Linked DNA regions of Mus musculus: regions 2 and 3 are each linked to region 1. A link is a loop called in an ENCODE intact Hi-C map of the cell type or tissue named here. Cell type or tissue: heart. All regions are shown on one strand.

Region 1 (8,000 bases):
GGCAATACATCCAGACATATGATATTCCACCAGCAGGCTGGGCTTTAAGCCTCAGAGCATCCTGCATCCCATTCTAGAAAATCTGAAGGAAGCCTGGCCTGGTGGTGACACCCGTAGCTGGGCACTTGGGAGGCTGTGGCAGGGTAGTGAGTTCAAGGCCCATCCTGGGCTACCTAGTAAGGTCTTCTCTCTCTCAATCGATCGATCTAGAAGCAAGCAGGCATCCGAAGGCCTGAGGGCTTCTGACGGTTGTGCCTCAAGAAATCTACCAAGGGAATGGTTTGCAGGCGCTAGCCTCCTGTCAGGGATGGAAGCTCGAGGGCTGCTGGTGGCTGCTCCTACCCCAGCAAGCTCCTGAAGCCTGTAAGATGGGAGACATACCTTCTCAGGGAGGTGTCCTTCCTCCTTGTCAGCCCTCGGTATCCTTCTCTACCTCCTGTTTCCAACTGTTTGGCATTCACAACTTTTCCTGAAAACACCTCCCCTCTCCCACCTCACCTCCGAGATTCTGCAGAGACCCTGTGCCACCCTGCCCTCCCGACCACGAGCTTGGTGCTACTGAGGTCCCGACGCCAGCAAGACTCTGCCAAGTGCCACAAGCTGGTTCCTCTGAGGACCTCCCTGGTAGTCTCCCACCCGGGAGTGAACCCTTCCCTCTCCTTGTCCTTCCCTGTTCTCCATGGGGACCCCAACGCCCTTCCCTCAGACCATGCCTGACTCCAGACTCTGATCTGAAGGCCACCAAAAGGGGACTCTGCTCCAAGACCACTCTCCTGTGCCTTAGCCCGAGGTAACAGGACAGGTGTACTGATGTGTGGTGTCCCCTGCAGCCTCTCAGGAGATGGTTTGCGCTCTGTCACAGCTAATCTTGCCGGTCAACTTTATGAATTTGGAACCACCTAGGAGACCCCGGTTCTGGGTGGGTCTGTGGAGGATTTTTGAGATTAGGTGGATTGGCGTAGGAAGACCCACCCTAACTGTGGGCGGCACCATTCCCTAGGCTGGGGGCCTGGACTGAATAACAAGGAGAAGCAGCCAAGCACCAGCGGTCCTCCCTCCCTCTCGCTCGCTCACATGTGCGTTCTCTCTCTCTCTCTCTCTCTCTCTCTCTCTCTCTCTCTCTCTCTCTCTCTCTGCTTCCTGACTGTGGGTGCAGTGTGACCAGCTGCCTCACGCTCCTACTTCCATCCTTTCCCCTCTGGGATAAGCTGTACCCTCAAACTGTGAGCCAAAAATCAATCTTTTCCCTCTGAAATAGCTTCTGTTAGGTGTTTGGTCACAGTGACAGAAAAGGTAGATGCCATCCTCTCCTTCCATTTTGTGGGTTTCCTAGTGCTAATTCACGACCAGGTCCTAAGTAGCCCCCAAGGGCTTAAATCCACCCTGACCCCACGAGATCCCCATGGTCAGCACTACCTGCCCCACTATGCACGAACCACCCCTGCACAGTGATGCCAGCTGCATACCCCACGGCCTGCTAGTACTAAGCCACAGCAGTGGAGGGGGCAGAGATTGATTGAGAAAGTAAATGCTAAACACCAAGCCTTGAATGGTAAACAAGCCAGGGGCAGTACAGGACAGGACCAGATGCCAGGACAGAGCCAGAGCTTGGCTGCTCTGTGAGGAAGGCAGGGGGAGGGGAAGGGCAGGTTTGGAGCCCACAGCTCAGGGAGGACTGGGGAGAGACCTTGAGAATATGGCTCTTCACCCTGTACCAGCCCAGCCGCTACAGCTGGAAGGCCGCCTGTCTCCACACAGCTGCAGCAAGAATGATTCTCGGGGGGGCCCATGCTCTCCCTTTAGGCTGCAAGCTCTGTCATGGGGCCAGCAATCTGTCAGCTTCCCGGAGAAAGGTCTTGCATGTGTCAGGGGCAGGTTCTGTCCTCCATGGGGACACCTTGGTCCATGGGGTAGCTTTCCCCTGGCAACTATGTCCACCTTTCTTAGGTGAAGACATCTTTCAGTGACTGTAAGGTCACTTGTAGCAGTGAGTATCAGCCTTGTGACCCAAAAGAGACACTTGCCAAGGATCAAAGCCATTTTTCTTATCAGAAAGCGGGGGTGGGGGGGTGGGGGGGATGTGGAGAGACCCTTTAAAGGTCACCCACAGCCCTGACCATTCTCCACACAGGGCCTATGAGCTCTACAGTCTCAATCCATACACAGGTGGCCATTCCAGACAGTTTTTGTATAACAATGGGCTTTCCCACCTGGGCACAATCAAGGGGAAGCCTTTGCCCGACCAGATCCAAGTCTCCTGAACCCACCAGTGAGCTTCCTTGAACATTCCAGTCTCCGCAACAGTCTATCCTCAACACTCTACTGCCCCTAATAGCTAAACACGTCCTTCCTCCTCCCCCCAACCAGGTGATCCATTTCGGGAGGGGGCCCTCTCCCCAACAGTGAAGTCCCATCACCAAGTCACTAACCCATGGTCTTAAAAGGAGTTTAGCTTGCCGTGCTTTAATAAGCTTGGGTGAATCGTTTAACATCGCCACCTGGTTCTGCTTTCCAGAAACCAAAGACAAACACAGATGGACCCTGGAGAATAAAAAGGGCTCCTTGTGTCACGAAGAATGTGGCGAGCCAGCTCTTTGCAGCCCCAAGCTCCTGGTGGCAGGCTGGAGTGTGCCTCGGACAATTTCCCATGGGGCCTCCAAGAGATCGTGACACACTGTCTGGTTCCTGGGGTCAACACCCCATCAGAACAGCCACACCAAGCCCATGTCCAAGTCCTGGAGCCTACTGGGTCTGCAGCTGGCAGCCCTCCATCTGTCCCAGCCCCCCTCAGGAGTGCAGGCCAGGGCACCTTCCTCGCCTCCCCCTAAATTGGTTTTGAGCTTGCCTCTGAAGGAACTCTATTGGGTTCGTCTCGGAAAACAAGGCAGGCCCACGGATCCCTTCAGAGCCCAGCTTCACCCCATCCCAGGCACTCTCTGCTTCTCTGACAGTAGCCTGAGACAGTAGCTTCCTTGGGGGCTGCTCAGGCCACCCCGAAGGTCTTCCTTCCTTCCTTGAGCTATGCCCAGCCTCGCCCGGGCTCCCTCCCTCCGGCTCACCAGCCTTGGTCTACAGGGACCGAGCTCCTTCCGGTACGTCCTGGGCAGCAAGGTTGCCCGGGTCGCCCAGCCCTTTCCCTAGCAACGGCGCTGACGGACGGTCATGAGCACCAATTGGAAAAGGGCTACTGAGAGGTGGAGCCCGAGTCAGATCTTAACCAATGGGATTGTAGTTCACGGGGAGTGGGCGGAGCCTGGGATCGAAGAACTGAGCCTGTAACAGCGGAACACTTGGGGATGGTTGACAGTTGCTCAGGTTCTGCAAAGGCTGAAGGAGAACTTGGGCTTTAGGAGGTGCTAGGAAGCTGCTGAAGGGCTGGAAGCGGATCAGGGGGTTTAAATGCAGGGAGCGGATAGAAGGGAGCAATGTGGGAGGCTGGGAACAGGGGCACTGTGAACAGAAGGCCTGAGCTGGGACTCGCCCCCCAGAACTAGGGTGGAAAATCTGACCTCCTTACCTCCTGAAGTCCATTGCGTTAGCCAATAGAGCACTTGACACACAGAAGCAGATGCCGGCCGGTCTTGTCCCCAGGAGTGGGATAGCTTGCTATCAGCCCTACCGGGCCTTTTCTGGTGTCGGAGACAGACACAACAGAGGTAGGTCCCAGAATTCTCAGCAGAGACGAACCCACTGTCGCTGCCTGCAAACCCCACCGTCCGAGTGGCACAGAGGAACTCCTCCCAACCCCCCAAAGTAACAGAAGCTGCTGTCTGAAATTGTAGCTGGAAAAATGACACCAGAGGCCGGAGAGGTGGCAGAGTCCTTAAGAACACTTGCTGCTCTAACAGAGGACACAGGTGAACCCACACTTCAGCTCAGGCCTGCTTGTAACTCCAGTTCCAGGGGATCCGACGCCCTCTTCTGGCCTCCAGAGACATTGCACACACGGTGCACATAAAGCAAAACACCACACATTATTATTAGTATTATTAGTATTATTATTTAATTATTGTGACACCAGCCCGGCTGAGTGTAGTGGCATACACCTGTAATCTCAGCACTTCAAGAGGCTTAGACAGGGGCATTGCTGCAAGTTTGTGGCCAGCCTGGTCTACACAGTGAGTTCCAGGCCAGCCTGGGATACAGAGAGTGGAAGTTTTGAAAAGGCGAGTAGAAGAGAGACAGCAAAAGAAAACGGGCAGCTAGCTCCCCCTAGTGGATTGAAGTCACATGTCCACCAGAAGCCATCTGCCTTTCGCTCAGCCAAGCTCCACCTAGCGTTTGTTCCCAACATTCCACGGCCATCTTAACACCAAGACACCTTGAATTGACTTGATCCCCCACCACCACCCTCCTATGAGCCCCTAGGAAAACGACCAGTCAGTGGGCAGAGCCTCGAGCTGAAGTTGGGCTACAAGGGCCATCATGGAGGAGTGAGGCTGAGGCAGCCAGGACAGCCTTTGAGTCCTCCAGGGCATCATGGGTCACCAGTCTGTGACATATGAAAATGTGTCAGGCTCCTTTCCTCCCCTTAGTGCCTACTCCTTCATTCAGTTCCCACCTGGCATGTATAAACTAAGGGGAGAGGGTAGGACGGAGGTGTGGCTGTGGATATATGCTGCAGGTTGGGCGAGTGACATGGAGAGGAGCTGAGGTTCAGGGGCTTCTAGCAAGAAACCAGTTAGGTTATAAAGATCCAATTGGATGTCTAGGGTTGAGAGTTCATCCAAGCATGCTACTTTCCCTGTCACGGCTCAACCACCTTTCCAGGCCTTTCATAATGGGAAGCCAGGGCCCTATGCTGAGTTAGGGTTCAGAGCGGTTAAGTGATTTTCCCAGGAACACACAGCTGGGACAGAGGCAGTCCTGGTGCCAAACTGAGGGCTCTTTCCATTGTAACATGACATGGTGGGTTGGCAGTCATTTCCAGAGAAGGGAATGCTCTGTGGGTTTGGATTTTTGGAGCTCGTAGCTACTGTCACATCATATGCCACAGCATGTATGTCAGAGGACAGCTCGTGGGAGTTGAATCTCTCCTTCCACCTTGTGGGTGCCTGGGATTGAACTCATGTCATCAGACTTGGTGGCAAGCTATTTTACCCACTGAGCCTGACCCTGTGGTTTTTCAGTGTTTGCTGTTGTTCTGAGATGAGGTGTCTCCAAACTTTAAGTCCTGCCACCACCTCCCGGGTGCTGGGATGACAGGCGTTGTTCAGCCTTGCTTCTAGAGGTCCTGTGAGATCTCCCCGCGGTGAGTAGGGGACTCACTCGAAGTGTCAGGAACCTCTGAGAAAGGCATCTGAGAATGGCTCAGTCCTGGGATTCTCCCACTCTGAAGCAGGTAACCCAGCACGGACATCTTTCTGCTGGGCAGAGCCCTGGCAGGAGAATTCTGCTACGTAGGACAAGGATCACAACTCAAGGTATCAGAGCCAGGTGTGAAAACTGTAGGGAGAGGTCTCTTTCCCTGCACCCTCATTCCTGGCCGCTGCCTGCATATGTCTTACTGCTCTGCCCACTGGACCACCCTGCCTGGCCGGCTGCCATCCTAACTCTGTGTCTAGTGGCCAGAGCCACCCTAACAAAACTGTCACCATGACAACCCTCCCTGAAAGACTCTCAAGGCTTCCTTCTGAGGTTCATAAGATGCCCCTCCCCCTTTTTTTCAAACTCACCTGCTATCAAATTTCTAATGTCAGCCAGGGCTGCCCTCCTCCCTTCATGACAGTCAGCCTCAGCTACTGCCTGGAACTCCTCAGCCTTTCCTTGCCCAGCTCCCCCCTTGAGCCAAACAGTCTCACACTGCCTCAGTCAGACCTTCCCATTCCGTGACCCCTGAGCTGTCTTCTGCGTCTCCATTACCTCTGTGACTGTTTGGTCTGGCTGTACTTTCTTATCTATTTCCCATAAAGGCACCTGTCAGCCCTGCCTCTGTCCCCTCAGCAGGTGCCAGCACCTAGCCATCAGGATGTGACCAACTGCTCAAAGTGAGACAGGCACGCCTGCTGCCTAGAGTTAGTCCATGAAGGGACCTTTGCAGTAGGAGCCAAATAGTGAGAGCCCATTGGCTTCAATGGGAAGCCACCAGCCATGTGGAATCTGGGAGCATAAGGCCAGCAGGAGGGGACCAAAGCAGACCATGAGGTCAGAGGCAGAGGGAGACCTGGGCCAGGCTCAGACAGAGCAAAGTTGCATGCTCTCAAAGATGGCTCTGCCTTAATCCCTAGCTCCTATATGCATGTCACCTCCCATAGCCAACGACCTCTGTGGATGGGACTGAGTCCAGGAGTGTGAGTGTTTGCATATGCTCAGCCCTAGGAGTGGCACTATTGGGAGGTGTGGCCTTGTTTGGAGTGGGTGTGGCCTTGCTGGAGGGGGTGTGGCCTTGCTGGAGGAGGAGTGGCCTTGGAGTGGGTGTGGCCTTGTTGGAGTGGATGTGGCCTTGCTGGAGTGTGTGTGTCACTGTGGGCATGGGCTTTAAGACCCTCATCCTAGCTGCCTGGAAGCCAGTCTTCTGCTAGCAGCCCTCAGATGAAGATGTAGAACTCTCAGCTCCTCCTGCACCATGCCTGCCTGGATGCTGCCATGCTCCCACCTTGATGATAATGGACTGAAATCTGAACGTGTGAGCCAGCTATAATTAAATGTTGTCCTTATAGGAGTCGCCTTGATTGTGGTGTCTGTTCACAGCAGTAACACCCTAAGACAAGGACCTAGAGATGAGAGCATCTCAGGAGAACCCAGCTCCTGATACTGTGAGCATAGAGGAGGGATGGTCAGAGTCATCCTTGTCTATGTGAAAAGTTCGAAGGCAGTGTGGAATGTAACAGATCTCTTAGAAACAAACAAAACAAAACAAACAGTCGGGCGTGGTTGCCCATGCCTTTAGTCCCAGCACTTGGGAGGCTAAGGCAGGTAAATCTCTGAGTTCAAGGCCAGCCTGCTCTATAGAGTGAGTTCTAGGACAGCCAGGGCTACACAGGGAAACCCTGTCACAAAACACACACACACACACACACACACACACACACACACACACACACACCCCAACACCATCAAATAGTAAACAGTACTATGAAACAAAACATCAATAAAAACAAAAACATGTTCTGGGGGTTCAGGGGAAGAAAGGGGAGACCCTGCACCTGGCCTGCTGTAGATCTTAATGGATTGGAATTGCTATCAATGTAGTGACTCTGGAACTGGCTACTTACAGGTTGACAGAAAAAAATATATAGGAAAAGTCTTGTGGTGGGAATGGAGGTGGGGGTGATGATGGGGGACTCTTTAAGGGAGAGGCAGTCGGTCCTAGTCATCCCCAAACAAGACTGGGGGACATGGCAAGAAATGAAGCTATTCCCCAAATGCTATCTAAGGTCAGTTACAACAGGATGCATCAGCTCTGTGTCTAACTCAAGGTACAGACGGAGGCTGCTGCTCAGGAGTCCTGACCTTGCTCCAGAAGGTTTCCTCCCCTGTATAAGGAGTCACCAGAGGGCAGGTGACAGACCCCTCCACTTTCTGCCCCTCAAACATTTGGGAGAGCTCTTCCTGGGTACAACAATGCCATATAGCCTTGTGTCCACAAGGTGGCGCGCATGCTTGCTGCAGAATAAATTACTACAGCACTGTCTTTTAAAAAGCAAAAAACTTGGCTTTGCAGGGCCTGATGTCATATGCCTGTAATTCCAGCACTCAGAAGATGACACGGGTAGATCAGGGTTCGATGCCAGCCTCAGGTCTCAAATCATGGCTGTGATAGTTTGTTTTAAAAAGAGTACAGAAGGTGGGGTTGGAGCAATGGCTCTTCCACAGGATCCGGGTTTGATTCCCAGCACCCACATGGCAGTGTGGTGGTTAATTTGGAGTTTTGGTTTCTTTGAAAAACATAGAAATATGAAAATATGTTTTCATTTTAATCCCAGGTGTGAGATATGGGGCTGCTTCAGACTGTCCACAGCAGCTGACTGCGATTTGCCAGCTGCAGATAGTTTCTGTAT
Region 2 (8,000 bases), 290 kb after region 1:
GCCACAGAAGATGGAGGCTCCTAAGACTCAATGGCAGAAGCTTAGAAAGTTCCAAGATGCCCAAGGCTCCACCCCATGCTTATATGAGCAACACACAGTTGCTGGAGGACACTCTTCCGCAGAGCTGCCTGCAAGTTGCTCAGGGCCCCAACCCCAACCCAGAATTCAGTTTGGAGGCATCACCCATGCTGAGCTGTTCAGTGTAGCAGCTACCTGAGTCACCCATACTCCTGTGACCCTGGAAATCTCACTGGTTCACCGTGCTAGACTTTGGTGAATCTGTTGACAGTGCCATATCTAGGGTGAATGGATATTTGTTCACATTGCCTCAGGAAGTCATACAATATCAAAATATAAAGCGACTGTTTGGTTTGAACCTAAAATGCTACCTCATTCTGAGTGCTGGGTTCCCAGCTAGTGACACTAATATGAAGAGGTGGTAGAGCTTTTAGGGGCAAGCTGACCTGGAGAAAGTAGGAGGATGGCCTTAAAAGCACACCACCCTATTGGCCTCCTGTCCTCTTTTCTTCCTGGTCAGTGTGATGTGAAGAGCCTCCCCGTGGCCTCCCACAGCCATGATCCAAGTATGACTTCTCATGTGATGGATGGAAGCCCTTGGAAGCCTCCATGAGTCTAACCAACTGTTTCTCCCTTGATTCGGTCAGGCACTGGGGGCACAGAGATTAAAAAAATCAACTAATGCAAAAATTATCAAAAAAGGAAGAAAGAAAGGAAAGAAGAGAAAGGAAGCAGGGTCCTTCTGCCTCCTGGTCTGGACAAGGTCTGGAAGTTTCTGTGGCCGAGCCTTGCTGCAGCCCTGTTCTCCTGTGGTTCTATTTGGGTCAGGCTATGTGTAGCCCAGGGTCACTGGCTGGAGACCTGGGCCTCTCTCCAAGTACTGTGTCTTCTTCACCGAGCGGATTTAAGTTCCACTCGGGAAGACATTGTCCAGCCTGGAACAACCCCGATCAACTTCCTGCCTGCTGCTCACTCAGCTGTGGCCTGGATCCAACGTCATCCCACACATCTGTCTAAATGAGGTCCTGGCCCCACTGGCTCATTTTAGCTGCCTTTGGCCCCTTGTGATCTGTAAGCAATCCACCACCTGCCACTCTGCTCGTTAACAAGAGGCAAGCAGGAGGCCAGGCTGCAGTCCAGAGGCTGGGAGGGACCTTCCGGCACTGTTGAGCTTGGGCACAGGCTTCTCTGTCTCCAATTCCTCCTCACCCACCTGACCAGAAAGGCATGAGGCTAATGCGATGCTGCGATGGCCCCGAGCCCACCTGTGCACCCCAGGGCCTCTGTGCCAGGCGGGGGTGTGGAACTGTGCCATCTCCTTCATCTGTAGCACATCTCGCAGGCCAGACTTATGCTCCCGTGACATTTACCAAGGGGAAGCTGATGCCACAGAGTCATCCTGTGCGGTGCTGACAGAGGCAGCCGGGTGTTTTCCTCTCCCTTGTCAGGGTGAACTTACGAAGGTGCTTGTCTTTCTTTTTCTTCTTTCTCAGGCCTCATACTGGGACTGCAGAGCTCACACGTGCCACACACCAGGGAGCCCACCCTTGGTGTAATTGCTTTCCTCTAAAGCATCCGGAGTGAGTAGCACACTCACGGTGGAAGTCAAAAGCCACAGAGATATCCACAGGTGCCCAGCACCTGTGATGCAACTGCTAGACACTGTTGTCAGCTATGGGGGGATCAGGGCAAAGTCCCAGTGAATGCCTTGGTTTCAGAGACCAAACTGAGACAGCTTGAAGCCAGTCATGATGAGAGGGGAGTGCTGAGGTGGGGATGCTGAAGTGGGGGTGCTGAAGTAGGGGTGCTGGGGGATACTGAGGGGGATACTGAGGTGGGGTGCTGAGGTGGGGGTTCTGGGGTGGGGATGCTGAGGCGGGGTACTGAGGCAGGGTGCTGAGGTGGGGGTCCTGGGGTGGGGATGCTGAGGTGGGGGTTCTGGGGTGGGAATGCTGAGGCGGGGTACTGAGGCAGGGTGCTGAGGTGGGGGTTCTGGGGTGGGGATGCTGAGGCAGGGTGCTGAGGTGGGGTACTGAGGGGGGTGCTGAGGCGAGATGCTGAGGCGGGGTGCTGAGGTGGGGTTTCTGGGGTGGGGATGCTGAGGTGGGGGTCCTGGGGTGAGGATGCTGAGGTGGGGGTTCTGGGGTGGGGATGCTGAGGTTGGGTGCTGAGGTGGGGTTTCTGGGGTGGGGATGCTGAGGTGGGGGTGCTGAGGTGGGGATGCTGAGGTTGGGTGCTGAGGTGGGGTACTGAGGGGGGTGCTGAGGTGGGGTTTCTGGGGTGGAAATGCTGAGGTGGGGGTGCTAAGATGGGGATGCTGAGGTGGGGTGCTGAGGTGGGGTGCTGAGGTGGGGTTTCTGGGGTGGGGATGCTGAGGTGGGGGTGCTGAGGTGGGGTATTGAGGGGGGTGCTGAGGCGAGATGCTGAGGTGGGGTTCCTGGGGTGGCGATGCTGAGGCTGGGGTGCTGAGGCGGGGTACTGAGGGGGGGTGCTGAGGCGAGATGCTGAGGCGGGATGCTGAGGTGGGGTTTCTGGGGTGGGGATGCTGAGGTGGGGTGCTAAGATGGGGATGCTGAGGTGGGGTGCTGAGGTGGGGGTTCTGGGGTAGGGATGCTGAGGTGGGGATACTGAGGCTGGGGTGTTGATGTGTAGATGCTGAGATGGAGATTGTTGGATAGAGAAATCTGAGTGACTCAGTGCTACTGAAGTCAGTGCAGACCAAGTTCGGTCTTCAACCGGATTCTTATCCCATCATCCTCCATAAAGGAAGAGCAGACAGTGAAGGGTACAAATGGCAAGCACTTTGATTGTCAGTTCAACCAGACTGGCCATTTTGAATTTAAATAAAACTGTACTGGCTAGTTTTGTGTCAACTTGGCACAGCTGGAGTTATCACAGAGAAAGGAGCTTCAGTTGAGGAGATGCCTCCATGAGATCCAGCTGTAAGGCATTTTCTCAACTAGTGATCAAGGGGGAAAGGCCCCTTGTGGGTGGGACCATCTCTGGGCTGGTAGTCTTGGTTCTATAAGAGAGCAGGCTGAGCAAGCCAGGTGAGGCAAGCCAGTAAAGAACATCCCTCCATGGCCTCTGCATCAGCTCCTGCTTCCTGACCTGCTTGAGTTCCAGTCTTGACTTCCTTTGGTGATGAACAGCAGTATGGAAGTGTAAGCCGAATAAACCCTTTCCTCCCCAACTTGCTTCTTGGTCATGATGTTTGTGCAGGAATAGAAACCCTGACTAAGACAAAAACCATGTGAACTCTCAGTGGGATGCTAGCTAAGAGCGGTTCCTGGCTGCCTTGCTTACAAGTGCTGTATCTTGGGCAGGTGCAACATCCAAGGTCCATAGGACAACAAACAAAACCAACCCCTCCAGAAACACACACACACAAAAGAAAAGAAAAAAGAAAAGAAAAGAAAAGAAAAGAAGAGAAAAAGGCTGGTGGAAGGCAACAATGGCTACCTTGTAAAACTAGATCTGCCCGCTCACTGGGAGGCATGCAAGTACGGCAAGCTTCTTAGCCTCAGTTTTAAAAAAGAAAAGAAAAGGTTCTTAAGTTTGGTGCATGCTGTCCTGTACACCCAGCACAGCTTTCCCTCTGTCCTGTATACCCAGCACAACTTTCCCTCTGTCCCGCATACCCAGCACAGATTTCCCTCTGTCCTGTATACCCAGCACAACTTTCCCTCTGTCCCGCATACCCAGCACAGCTTTCCCTCTGTCCTGTACATCCAGCACAGCGTTCCCCAGCCTCTCACCTCACTGTCCATCTCCTGACTTCCCTGGCCATCTTCAAATGCCACCGAGGCCCCTAACAGAGGAGGTACATACCCATTGCCCTTCCTCCATTGCCTCAGTTAAGCCCCTGCTTCTTGTGTCTCCAGGAAAATAGTGTGCATGAGAGGTCATCTCCAAACCCTTCAATCACCCATTTGTATTTGTTAATTTATTACATTTTTTATATTAAATGATCAATTGATGTAATAAAGTTATTAGTTCTTAGATGAATAAAAATGTTTTCTATAAGTCAGTATCATCTTGCACAGATGGAAACACACACTGGCAGTCTGGCACTTGGGAGGTAGAGGCAGGAGGAACAGGACTTCAAGGCCAGCCTCAGCTACATGAGGGCTACAAGAGACTGTCTCAAAATAACAAAACAGAAAAAAAACCAATAGATCAAAATTATCTTCTTAATGAGTATCTAATAGTGGCTTCCCAGACACTGTGTCAAGCATGGTAGGAACACAAACCTGTACAGTGACTGGCAGGCTCTGTCCCCTTGACCTCTGTGGGCCCAACATGAGCTTGGTGTTATAGCAGCTCCAGCTGTCCTTAGACCATGATACCAAGCAGCCTTCCTCAGCCCAGGATCCTGGGCCCCATACCTCACTATTCCTGCCTCAGGCAGAAAGTGGGGTGTCACCTGGAAACACCCCCAAACTTGCCCACTCTCTGTGGCTGAGACAGTAAGTATCTGTAGGTCCTGTGTTCTTCTCCAGGTTGAGGACAGGCCAGGAGAGGACATGACACCCACCCATGTGACTTCACTGGGGGTGTTTTGAGAGACTCCATCTGGGCTGATCTTCAAAGTAAAACCTAAAGGAAACCTGGTGCCCCGTGGGCAAGCAGACACTGTACATAAGAGCCCCATGCCTGCTGAAAGCCAGTGTTGCTACCACACAGAACACGGAGGTAGCTGAGGAGAAAAGACTCTAGGTTAGCATTTCTAAATTTCTACTCCTTCCCCCCAACTTCCCAACCCCAAGCTAGGGAAGGCTTCTCCAAGGGCTGGGACAATGTAGTTTTGAACCCCGCCCTCTGGTGGCTGTATGTGGTAGTGCACCCTCAACGCTGGCTGTATTGGGCCATAGGAAGGCTGCCTGCATGGGGACTGACTGGCCTTCACCACTATGATACTGTCACAGAGATGCTGTCACAGGGATGGCAGGTGAGCAAGGCTCACAGAGGCAGCCTCTGCACAAAGGCAACACCTGCACCTTACCTGCAGAGAGAACTGAGAGAACTGCGCCAATCTACTCTCCGGGCAGCCTGTACTCCTCAGCTGCCCTGAGCATTCCCAGACAGACAGAAGGCCTGGCTGCTCTGCCCTCTGAAGTTGAGCAAGGGATGAGTGGAATGTAATTACCTTCCCAAGCCGTTCTGGAGAGGTTATGAGCCTCGGACTTTAGACACATGTGTATGGTTTATGTCCAGACAGACAAATGAAGAAGCGGTTGAGCTCTCCACCTAACAGGAGGGCAACCTGCCTCTTAGCCACCCCAGGCCCTGCTGACCCTCCCTCTTATAGGCAGGCCTGGCTCTGTCTGAAGTCGCAAATGCTTATCGCTGCTTGAGAGAGGGAGGCATTAGTCACGCTTTGGCATGTCCTCAAAGCCCGGCTTCAAGCAAAAGATCTCTATCTGCCGCTCTGCTGCCCCAGAGACCTGGAACTGGAACCAGTCCGACCTTCTGTAAAGCTAGGCAGGCGGGCTTGGATATAGATCCAAGACCTAGTTCCTTTGATGCCAGGACCTGGTCTACTTCCCCTCCTACCCTCAGTGTCCTCTGTGGTGAAGGTTTAAGAGACTCCACGACTTCCCCTGCATCCCTCCTAGGAGTACCAAAGGGATACACATCCGTCCTCGTGCACAAGGGAGTCAGACAGACATGCTGGTACTGGATAGGGGGACAAATGGGTTGCTACCACACTGCACTCTCAAGAACAGATGTGCTGGGGGCTGTAGCCAGGACAGGGTGACAGGCTAGGCTCTTTCCCAAGCTGACCCCGACGGTCCTAAACCAGGGTCAAGTCACCCCACCCAGCCAGCAGGATACCCAAGGGCCTCTGGGTTTGACAGAAGAAAACAACCCAGAAAAAGGAACCTATAAGAGCCATGCTGGTGGGCAGCGGAAGGCCTAGGGCTGCCTGGAGTTGAGGAGAGGGAGAGGGCGGGGCCTGTGGAAATTTCCCTGGACTGTGCACTGGGAAGTAGGGGTTTGGCAGGCCTGCCTGTTTCCTCGGCCGCACAAGGTTTCACTGGATAGAATCAGAAACAGCAGGAAGGTGGAAATGGCTGGGAACACTGGCTTTGGTGAGAGCCTCTGCTTCTAGAAGAAATGCCAAAGGCCAGCAGGCTTCCATTCTGTTTACCTGCGGTTGGCAGAGAACGGCAGACCCCAGAAGTTCTGACCCTAACTCCTCAAACCTGGGCTCTCAGAACCAACTAGCCAAGGGACCTTCACACATGTGATGAGGGGGTGGGAGGGGGGAGCAGCCCAGGCTGCCAGGTGGGTTTCATAAAACGCCCAAGGCCTTCCTGTGGGAGAGCCTCTTCACCAGCCGTGGTCAGAGGGTATGGGACGAAGAACGGCAGAGAGGAAGGAGGTAGCTTGCTCGATGGTGGAGGCAGGCAAGACTCAAGGGCCCAGGAATATAGGTAGTGTGTACGCTGGGGCAGGGAAGCACAGGGCTTCCAGCAGAAATGGGCCCTACCCATACCCAGGAAGTCAGCCCTGGGGTGATGTGCTGGACCCTGAGTCTGAGCACTGGTGGTTACATGGTCATGGGCTTTCCCTACATTGATGACAGCAAACTCAACCACAGCTCCCTGGTGCCGGTCCTGCGATGCCGGCCTCACCCTTGAGAACACCAAGTCTCTGGGAGATGGGCTGATCCATCTAGCAAGCTTGAGGAGGTGGGAACCCTGAGCCACTGAACCCCACTGCTCTGAGAAAAAGGGGGTTCACTGCCCTGCTAGGACAGAAGTGGGTAAGTGCTGACCTGGAGCATTCGGTCAAGGCGCCTCTGTCCTGTCCTCTTGTCCGTCCCAAGCCTCACCTGAGCCTTGGAATGAGGAGGGCTGTGGGTTAATGGCAGCTTTCTGTCACTGTGACAAAATGCCCAAGGAAAACAGTCCACAGGAAAAAAGGCTTATTTGGCCAGGAATGAGGGTCAGGGTGCCTTTAATTCTAGGGCTTGGGGAGTATTTGGTGGCTCTCTGAGTATGAGGTCAGTTTGGTCTACACAGTGAGTTCCAGACCATGGAGGGATACCTGACGAGACCCTGTCTGAAAATACATAAGTACAACTGATTTGGGCTCCTGCTTCAGAGGGTTGGCCCAGCAGCAGCTTGGGCAGAGTGTGAGAGAGTTGAGCACCAGGCCTCGTGGCAGCTCAGGACACACGTGGAAAGGCTGGACACAACGGCACCCCTTCCAACTAAGACCCACTTAAAGGTCATGGGATCAGATTATAGGCACTTCCCTGGAGCCCCAGTCTGAAGGCTGCAGTGAAGACCAAGCCTGAAGCGTAGCAGCCTACGGCAGGCATTCCTCGGGCACTGACGGTGGAACTGAGTGTCTTCTCCAGGGGATGACAATGTTTTGTGCTGTCATTTCATCTTTATCTTATGTTTGGATTTTCAAGGCAGGGTTTCTCTGCGCAGCCCTGGCTGTCCTGAAACTCACTCTGTAGACCAGGCTGGACGAGAACTCAGAGATCCATCTACCTCTGTCTCCCGAGTGCTGGGATTGAAGGTGTATGCCACCACCGATGGTGGTCATTTTTTTTTTCCCTTAAAACTTATTTTTATGTGCATGAGAGTTTTCTTGGCACACGTGCCTGGTGCCTGCAGAGACCAGAAGAGGGTGCTGGATTCCCTGGAACTGAAGTGAGCCTCCACGTGGGTGCTGGAAATTGAACTTTGGCCTTCGAGAAAAGCATCTAAGAGAGATGGCTCTTAGCTGATGAGCCATCTCTCTAGCCCCTGCTCCCTAGGTTATCACTTTAAAATGGCTGCTCTTATACCATGTGAACTTCACTCCAGTTATTTAAAAAAACAAACATGCTGAGACCTCCTGTCCTGGGAGATTCTGTCTAGGGACAACAGGACAGGGAAGCTATGATCTAGATCCCTCAATTGCAGATCTTAGTGACCAAGGGGAGGTACTAACACTTTGGGGGCAGATCAGGGTCTCGA
Region 3 (8,000 bases), 110 kb after region 1:
AGTAGATCCCTTGCCCAGTGTGCACAAGGCTTGTTGCAAATTGATCCTTTAAAAGTGTGGTTCTCAGGGTTGGGGATTTAGCTCAGTGGTAGAGCGCTTGCCTAGCAAGCCCAAGGCCCTGGGTTCGGTCCTCAGCTCCGGAAAAAAGGAAAAAAAAAAAAAAAAGTGTGGTTCTCCCCGGGCGGTGGTTGCGCATGCCTTTAATCCCAGCACTTGGGAGGCAGAGGCAGGCGAATTTCTGAGTTCGAGGCCAGCCTGGTCTACAGAGTGAGTTCCAGGATAGCCAGGGCTACACAGAGAAACCCTGTCTCAAAAAAAAAAAAAAAAGTGTGTTTCTCAAAAGGAGGCAAATACACCCGAGAGGAGTAGAGGGCAGGAAATAATCAAACTCAGGGCTAAAATCAACCAAACAGAAACAAAAAGAACTATATACAGACTCAACAATCAATAAAACCAGGAGCTGGCTCTTTGAGAAAATCAACAAGGTAGATAAACCCTTAGCCAGACTAGCCAGAGGGCACAGAGACAGTATCCAAATTAATAAAATCAGAAATATAAAGGGAGACATAACAATGAAATATATCTTAAAATAATTATTCTGTTTGTTGAATATAAACAATTGAAAATATTAAAATCATGTTCTCAAAAAAAAAAGAAAGAAAGAAAGAAAGAAAAAAAAAGTGTGTTTCTCATTCTACAGGCTATGGGCCAGCAGTGTTAACCTAGACCCACTAAATTAAAAACACAGCAAACTGTTTTAACATGATTCCAGGTAGCCCTGATGTACACTTAAGATATCACAATATAGGGATTATGGTGCCGTTTCTGGCTGGATGGTGGTGCTAAAGCCACAAGCAGGGAATTCCGATATTGCCTAGCAATGGGAAAGAGGTTGACTCAAGCATGGCCCTTATCTCACAGACAGCTGACAGCCAGGCATGGTGGCGCACACGTCTTTAATCCCATTATCCAGCAGTAGCAGCAGGTGGATATCTGAGTTCAAAGCCAACCTGCTCTACAGAGCAAACTCCAGGACAGCCAGGGCTACACAGAGAAACACACACACACACACCCCCACACACACACAAAGTTATACACTTAAAGAGTTCATTAAATAGCATATGAATTGGGCTGGAGAGATGACTCAGCAGTAAAGAGCACTGACTGCTCTTCCTAGAGGTCCTGAGTTCAATTCTCAGCAAACACATGGTGGCTCACAACCATCTGTAATGAGATCTGACGCCCTTTTCTGGTGTGTCTGAAGACAGCTACAATCAATATATATATATATATTAAATCTTTTGAAAAAATAGCGTGTGAATTATCTCTCAAAAGGCCATTTACAGAACTAAGCTAATTAAAGCAAAATCACACCCGATTCTCCTCATCCTGTTGGCTCCAAAGAGCTATAGGTTGCAAGCCAGGACTTGAGATTTTTTTTGAAATATTTATTTTATTTTATTTTTTTAATTTCATGTGCATTGGTGTTTTGCCTGCCTGCATGTCTGTGTGAGGGTGTCGGATCCTCTGGAACTAGAGTTACGCACAGGTGTGAGCTGCCATGTGGGTGCTGGGAATTGAACCTGGGTCCTCTGGAAGAGCAGTCAGTGCTCTTACCTTCTGAGCCATCTTTCCGACCCCAAAGACTTCTTTCTAACAAGGGGACCAGCAAGATGGCTCAAGGTAAGGGCCACCAACCTAAGGGATCAATCTAAGTTTGCTCCCTGGAACTCATGGTGGCAAGAGAAACAACTGTGTAAGTTGTCCTTGTAACCCCACAGGCACATGGTGTGGCCTGTGCCTCTCCCCCAAAATAAATAAATAACATTTTAAACAGGAGCTTGCATGGCTGCCTTAGGACACCTTTCGTCCATCCAGATGGCCGTGTAGAGCTGCAGTCCTCAGTTCTGGACCAGCTTGGGCTAGGGACACTCTCCCTGCCCTTCATGCCGTAGGGAACCTCTCTGGACCCACAGCCCTTCCTTGATACCCAGCCAACAGCCAACAGCCATGCCTGGTTTGTTCCGATCAAAGTCCAGTCTTTCTATTAGGTAAGCCCAGGCTGCTGTGGTAGCTGGCGAGTCCTGGCTTGATGCTGCAGTGACCTCAGGAGCTCACACCTGCTGTCTGGGGAGGAAGACAGCTCTGGCTGCCCTTTCCTGTTGACACAGCAGGAAGCCCTGGGGTCTGGCCCAGGCCCTTTGAGCTAAGCTCCGACAAGCTCTGGCTTTGTTCCCAGTTTATCAGGCTGCCTCTGCCTGTGATTCATCCCCCTGAGCCCTTGCATAGGCTCTTCAGACATCCAAAGGGGCTAAAAAATACAGTCCTGACTTCTGAGGCTCTTGTGCTCCCAGCTAGCATTCAAGAGACCTGGTCTCCAGTCTCTGTCCGTCACCCCTGCCCACAGCTCAAAGTCTAGCTCCGGTTTCAGTTTTACAAAACTCCAGCCCAGGATGGCCTAGCCACTCATTCAGTAGCTAGCCCCCACAGACCTCCAGCTCCCTGCCATCCAGCCTCAACCTCCCAAGTGCCGAGATCACAGGTGTGGACTACCATACATTTTTCTTTTTATTCATTCATTCATTCATTCATTCATTCATTCATTCATTTTTTGTTTATTTGAGACAGGGTTTCTACGTGTAGCCCTGTCTGTCCTGAAACTCCCTCTGTAGACCAGGCTGGCCTGGAACTCAGAGGTCCAACTACTTCTGTCTTCTGATAGCTGGGATAAAGGGTGTGTGCCACTACCACCCTGCCTTAAGATACTTTTATTTGTTTGTTTGTATTTTGTGTGTTTCTGTGATTGTGTGCGCTTGAGTGCAGTGCCCATAGAGGACAGAAGAGGGCCTCAGATTTCCCCTGGAGCAGGTGCTGGGAACCTAGAAATTTAAGTCTTTTCAGAAGAGCAACAGCTGTTAACCACTGAACCATCTCTCTGGCCCCCTGCCTGGCCTTTTTTTTCTTTTTCTTTTTTTTTTTTTTACAGATGTATTTATTTATTTATTTATTTATTTATTTAATGTATATGACTACACTGCAGCTGTCTTCAGACACACCAGAAAAGGGCACTGGATTCTGTTACAGATGGTTGTGAGCCACCATCTGGTTGCTGGCATTTGAACTCAGGACCTCTGGAAGAGCAGTCAGTGAACTTAACTGTTGAGCCATCTCTCCAGTCCCCTGGCTGCTGCTGCTGCTGCTGCTGCTGCTGCTGCTGCTGCTGCTGCTGCTACTGCCTTCTTCTCCTCCTACTCCTCCTCCTCTTCTCCCTCTTCCTCTTCCTCTCCTCCTCCTCTCCTTCTCCCTCTCTCTCTCCCTCTCCTCCTCCTCCTCCTCCTCTTCCTCCTCCTCCTCCTTCTTCTTCTTCTAAATTTTATTGTCTTAAGCGTATGAATTTATGAATTTTTTGTGTTTGTGTGTGTCTGTACGCTGGTGCTAGTGCTTGAGAAGTGGTGAGACTTCATGTGGGTGCTAGAGTCAAACCCCGGTCCTTTGCGACAACAAGTGTTCTTAGCTTCTGAGCCAACTCTCCAGCCCCCATGCCTGGCTTTATTGGGATTTGTCATGTTCTTTTGGCCCTGGGTCTCACCACAACCCCCTCTTTCCATTTAATGTCAGGAGCTATTCCATCCCATCAGGAACCAGGAAAGCCAGGGCAATCATCTGATGCCCTCTTCTGGCCACTGTGGGCACTGCACTCATGGCCACAGACACCTTCACAACTGCCTAGAGTGTGTGTGTGTATGTGTGTGTGTGTGTGTGTCCAAGACTCAGTAATTGTCACCTACCTAGAAAGCTGCCACAAACAGACTGCTCAGAACCAATCCCTGCAGCTCAGTAGCTTCAGGCTGGCACAGTTTCAAGGTCAAGCTTTCGATGGTGCAGATTTAGCTTTCTGGTTGGCTTGATGCATCTGTGATGTTTTCATTTTATGGATCCACTTGGCCACAGCACCATGCTCATCTTTGCCAGTTTCAAGAAACTCTCATTAGTGTGATTTATAATTATCTTACTTTACTATTTGTTACTGCCCTTGATATTTTTCCCATGTCTTAATTTATCAGTTAGACCTTTTCATAGTCTCTAGTGCAGGCAAAATCAAAGCGAATGTAGAGTTTGGTGCCTCTGGAGGTTTCGGGTGCCCACTGGGGTCTTGAAAGGTGAGGGCTATGATTTGAGTGACTCCCTGCATGCACCTACATGCCCACTGACTCGGTGGTTAGGGCCAGAGGAAGTTAAGCTGAAGAAAGAGAGATGAGGTCTGAGATTGGCTTTCATCTGTGGCCAGGAGCAGTGTCCCTATGTCCCTGTGTGTGACTTGTGTATGTACCTGGTGTCTAGTATACAGAAATGCTACTCCCACGGATGCTAGCTAGCCTCTGCCATAGGTGCCCCAGAGGCAGCTTAGCAGGCATATAAACAGAGTGGCCCTGTAGCAGGAACTGGAGGTTGTCTGGGGCTCAGGAGCCTTTAACATATTCCCTTCCCATCCTGCTGCCACCACAGAACAAAACCACATGGCTCCATTTGTCCCTGGAGGAGGCTTGGGCCAGAAGATGCTCATCAATATTCATAAGCGCTCTGAAGTGAATAAGCCCAGCTTGGTGGTCTGAATCCTAGCACTCTGAGGCACAGGCAGGTGGATCGCTTTAAGTTCAAAGCCAGCCTGGTCCACATAGCAAGTTCCTGATTAGTCCGAACTACTTTGTCTCAAAATAACAACAACAACAAAATTTAATGAAACTGGAGTTTTGTAGGTAAGATGGAGCCCCAATGCCCTACCTTATCCAACCATTCAAGGTCATAGTAATGATGGGGGTAGCTACTGGCAGGTAGCAGATGCTCGCTCTCCCTTGAGATAAAACTCTGCCCAGAATCTCCGCCTCTTGTATGACCAAAGCGTACAGTGCTAACAGCAGCAGCACCTCACATGCAAACTGTCTTTACTTAGTCGCAGACCAGGCACAGCACAGAAATGATTCATCAAGCGGTAATTACGGTTTTGTTTTGTTTTTTTTTTTTTAAACTTCCATCGATGAAAACATTTTAAATTGGCACTAAACAATCCATGTCACAAACCAGTTAGAAAAAAGATGTTTATCTGTCTGGAAGCCCCAGAACTAGCTTGTCACGGTCCCCTCTGATTAACCTCTCAGCACACGCCAGGCATGAGCGAAGCTCAGAAAGAGCCACGCCTCTGCTGTGACAATGAGTGTTCGTTCTCCTCACTGTGCCAGACAGTCGTCTTATGTCCTACCTTATCCAACCAGTCAAGGTCATAGTAATGATGGAGGTAGCTACTTCAGGCGAGGTGTGCCGCAGAGCCTGTCATCCCAGCTACTCTGCCCACCTGCCAAGGCAGGAAGATCTCGAGTTGTAGATCAGCCTAGGTCATATCATGAGTTCAAGGTCAGCCTAGACAATTTAATGAGACCCTGTCTCAAAAGAGTAAAAGGAGGCTGAGGAGGGGGCATGGCCCAGGGGTAAAACAATTGTCAAGCATGCTTGAGGAACCTAGATTCAATCCCCAGTGTAAGAAAACATTATTTAAAAAAAAAAAAAAAAAAAAGCCAGGTGGTGGTGGCAGCGCACGCCTTTAATCCCAGCACTTGGGAGGCAGAGGCGAGTGGATTTCTGAGTTTGAGGCCAGCCTGGTCTACAAAGTGAATTCCAGGACAGCCAGGGCTATACAGAGAAACCCTGTCTCGAAAAAAAATTTTTTTAATTTAAAAAATTAAAAATCATTAAAAATAAAAGCACTAGATATGGTGAAGTATACCTTTCAAAAATACCTAGTCACTATTGTTGGTACCAAGACCTCCAAAACCTGTGACATCACATAGGTGACAATGTGACTTACACACCTGTTGCCAAGACAACGGCCACCATATTCCCAGAATCCATTGGGCTCACCTTGAAAGACCCCCGACGTGGGTAGTCAATCAATCTGAGGAGACCCTCTCAAGGACCAGCGAGACCACGATTCGGATGCAAACAGCAAGAGGCTTTATTGAGAACACGGGTACCCGGGCGACGCAGTCTATCGGAGGACTGGCGCGCCGAGTGTGGAGTTTTTACCCTTTTTATAGGGCTGGGGCTGGGGAGCAAAAAGCGCGGTTACAGAAGCGAGAAGCGAGCTGGTTGGTTAGTTCGAATAAGGCTTGGGGTATTTCTCGGTCATTTGGGGAAACTGAGGTGGGACTTTTTAGTTCTAAACAATGTCTATTTTCAAGAAATGGGTATGGGAGGGGTACGAGGAGAGGGTCTAATGAAGGTTCAACAATGGGCACACACCTGGTCAGAACATTGGCAGACACACAGGTTCAAGGAGTGGCCAGAGCACTGTGCACCTCTATTTTTCTAAATCAGTGAAGCTAGTTCTGCTAACACTGACGTCTGAGAGCCATCTGTTCTTGGCCCTGAGCCGGGGCCCAGGTGCTTGACCACCGATATTTGGCCCCTGTCCCAGTATTATTCAGCCTTAATCTTTAACTGTTAATCTTTAACTGAACTTTCTTGTAACTTTTGAGAACTTAGCTCTGGTACTTTTTCATGCCTTGCAAAATGGCGTTACTGCAGCTAGCTTGCTAAGCCTGATGGTGGGGTCTTTCATTCCCCCCTCTTTCTGGAAACTGAATAAAATCTTTTATTCACGTGATTCCACTTTTTCTGGATCTATTGATTTGAGTTGGTGATACTGTTGGGTCAAAACCAGGGCCTGCACTACCGAAATTCTGTCTTTTACAAACTGGACCAAGCGGTTGAGAATACAGGGTCCGAAGAGTAGGATTAATAAAAGTATTATCAAGGGGCCCATAATGGTGGATATTAAGGTCGTGAACCATGGGGACCTGTTAAACAGTCCCTCAAACCACCCTTGTCCTGATTCGAACAATTTTTGTCTCTGGTTCAACCTTTCTCTTAGCTTTGCCATGCTATCTCTTACTACGCCAGTGTGGTCCGCGTAGAAACAGCATTCTTTTTTTAGGGCAGCACATAATCCTCCTTCTTTTAGGAACAGTAGATCTAATCCCCTCCGGTTCTGTAGGACCACCTCAGACAACGAGGTCAGAGACTTTTCTAGGGCACTGACTGACTTTTCTAAAGCCCCAAGGTCTGTATGTATGGCTGCCTGGAGCTGCTCGAATTGTTTGGTGGCCACTAGGGCTGTAGTCCCGGTTCCTACTCCTGCAGCTATGCCGCCCATAGTAAGTCCTCCCAACAGCAGGGCCAGAGTTAATGACACCGGCTCTCTTTTATATTTGGTTTTTCTCTCAAACTGGCCATAAACATAACCAGGGGAGTGGTAGGTCACCTTTGGCCAGAGCTCAACCAGGACACAGTAATCGGTGGTGAGGTCGAGCACAGTGGTAGATAGGCAGGGAGTGAGCCCGGTGTTGCAAGCCCAAATGGTCCCGGCGGGAGCAGCCAGATAGTAGGACCCGTCGCTCGTCTTCTGGGTGGTATTACACAGGGCCTGATGGGTTTTGGGAACTGCTCTTACGCAGAGTCCCTGTCCGGTCACTTCGGACAGGGTCAGCTTGTGTTGGGAGGCCACGGAGCAGTTAGCTGGGGCAGAGGTATGGTTGGAATAAGTACCTAGGACGGCAACCCCTTCGTAGTAGGGGGGTCCCGCTACCAGACACAACCAGCACTCTTGGGTTTTGTCAGGACTGGTGAGGTTGAGAGCTTGGTAGGCTCCATCTACCAGGTTTAGCAGCCTGTCTCCCGTCCCAGGTTGTTGAGAAGGTGGGGCAGTCTCAGGGACTATAGAGGCGGCGCCTGGAGGAGGAGGCTGAGGAGGCCTGGGGAGCATGATCTGCACGGGTCGGGAGGGGGGTAACTGGTCAGTGATCACGGGATTAGGCCCAATGGGGACGCGGGGCCCTATATTGAGGACCTGGCGGGTCAAAGAGAACCGGGTCACCGGGTCGGTCCCTGTGGATCGGTACAGTCTTAGTCCCCATACTTTGGGGCCATCCCAGCTGGCCTTTTTGCCC

The links. Peaks named below come from ENCODE experiments on the same cell type or tissue, not always from the same donor. Only the 100,000 strongest peaks of a DNase experiment are listed, where the experiment ranks them.
Region 2: a loop joins it to region 1, with 4 times the contacts of the local background. A loop is called at or near these places in 12 of 42 quality-filtered maps.
Region 3: it touches region 1 in a loop (3-fold over the local background); 2 of 42 quality-filtered maps call a loop at or near these places.

What each region holds. Positions count from the first base shown.
Region 1 is chr8:119,775,301-119,783,300 of GRCm38, forward strand. It overlaps Meak7 (MTOR associated protein, eak-7 homolog), which reads right to left and starts at 3,116. Exons shown (of 8, transcript NM_028883.2): 1 at 3,060-3,116. In heart, a CTCF peak has its summit at 4,248 (motif pointing left); DNase peaks (open chromatin) are centred at 1,801, 3,161, 4,231, 7,571 and 1 weaker place; H3K4me3 peaks cover 1,854 bases; H3K27ac peaks cover 2,303 bases; H3K27me3 peaks cover 790 bases.
Region 2 is chr8:120,067,027-120,075,026 of GRCm38, forward strand. No RefSeq gene overlaps it. Among named protein-coding and RNA genes, the nearest start is that of Zdhhc7, 30 kb to the right of the region's middle. In heart, a CTCF peak has its summit at 4,845 (motif pointing left); DNase peaks (open chromatin) are centred at 1,025, 4,845, 5,435 and 6,005; H3K27ac peaks cover 785 bases; H3K27me3 peaks cover 975 bases.
Region 3 is chr8:119,883,650-119,891,649 of GRCm38, forward strand. No RefSeq gene overlaps it. Among named protein-coding and RNA genes, the nearest start is that of Usp10, 23 kb to the right of the region's middle. In heart, CTCF peaks have their summits at 2,827 (motif pointing right) and 3,679 (motif pointing left); a DNase peak (open chromatin) is centred at 2,182; H3K27ac peaks cover 827 bases; H3K27me3 peaks cover 769 bases.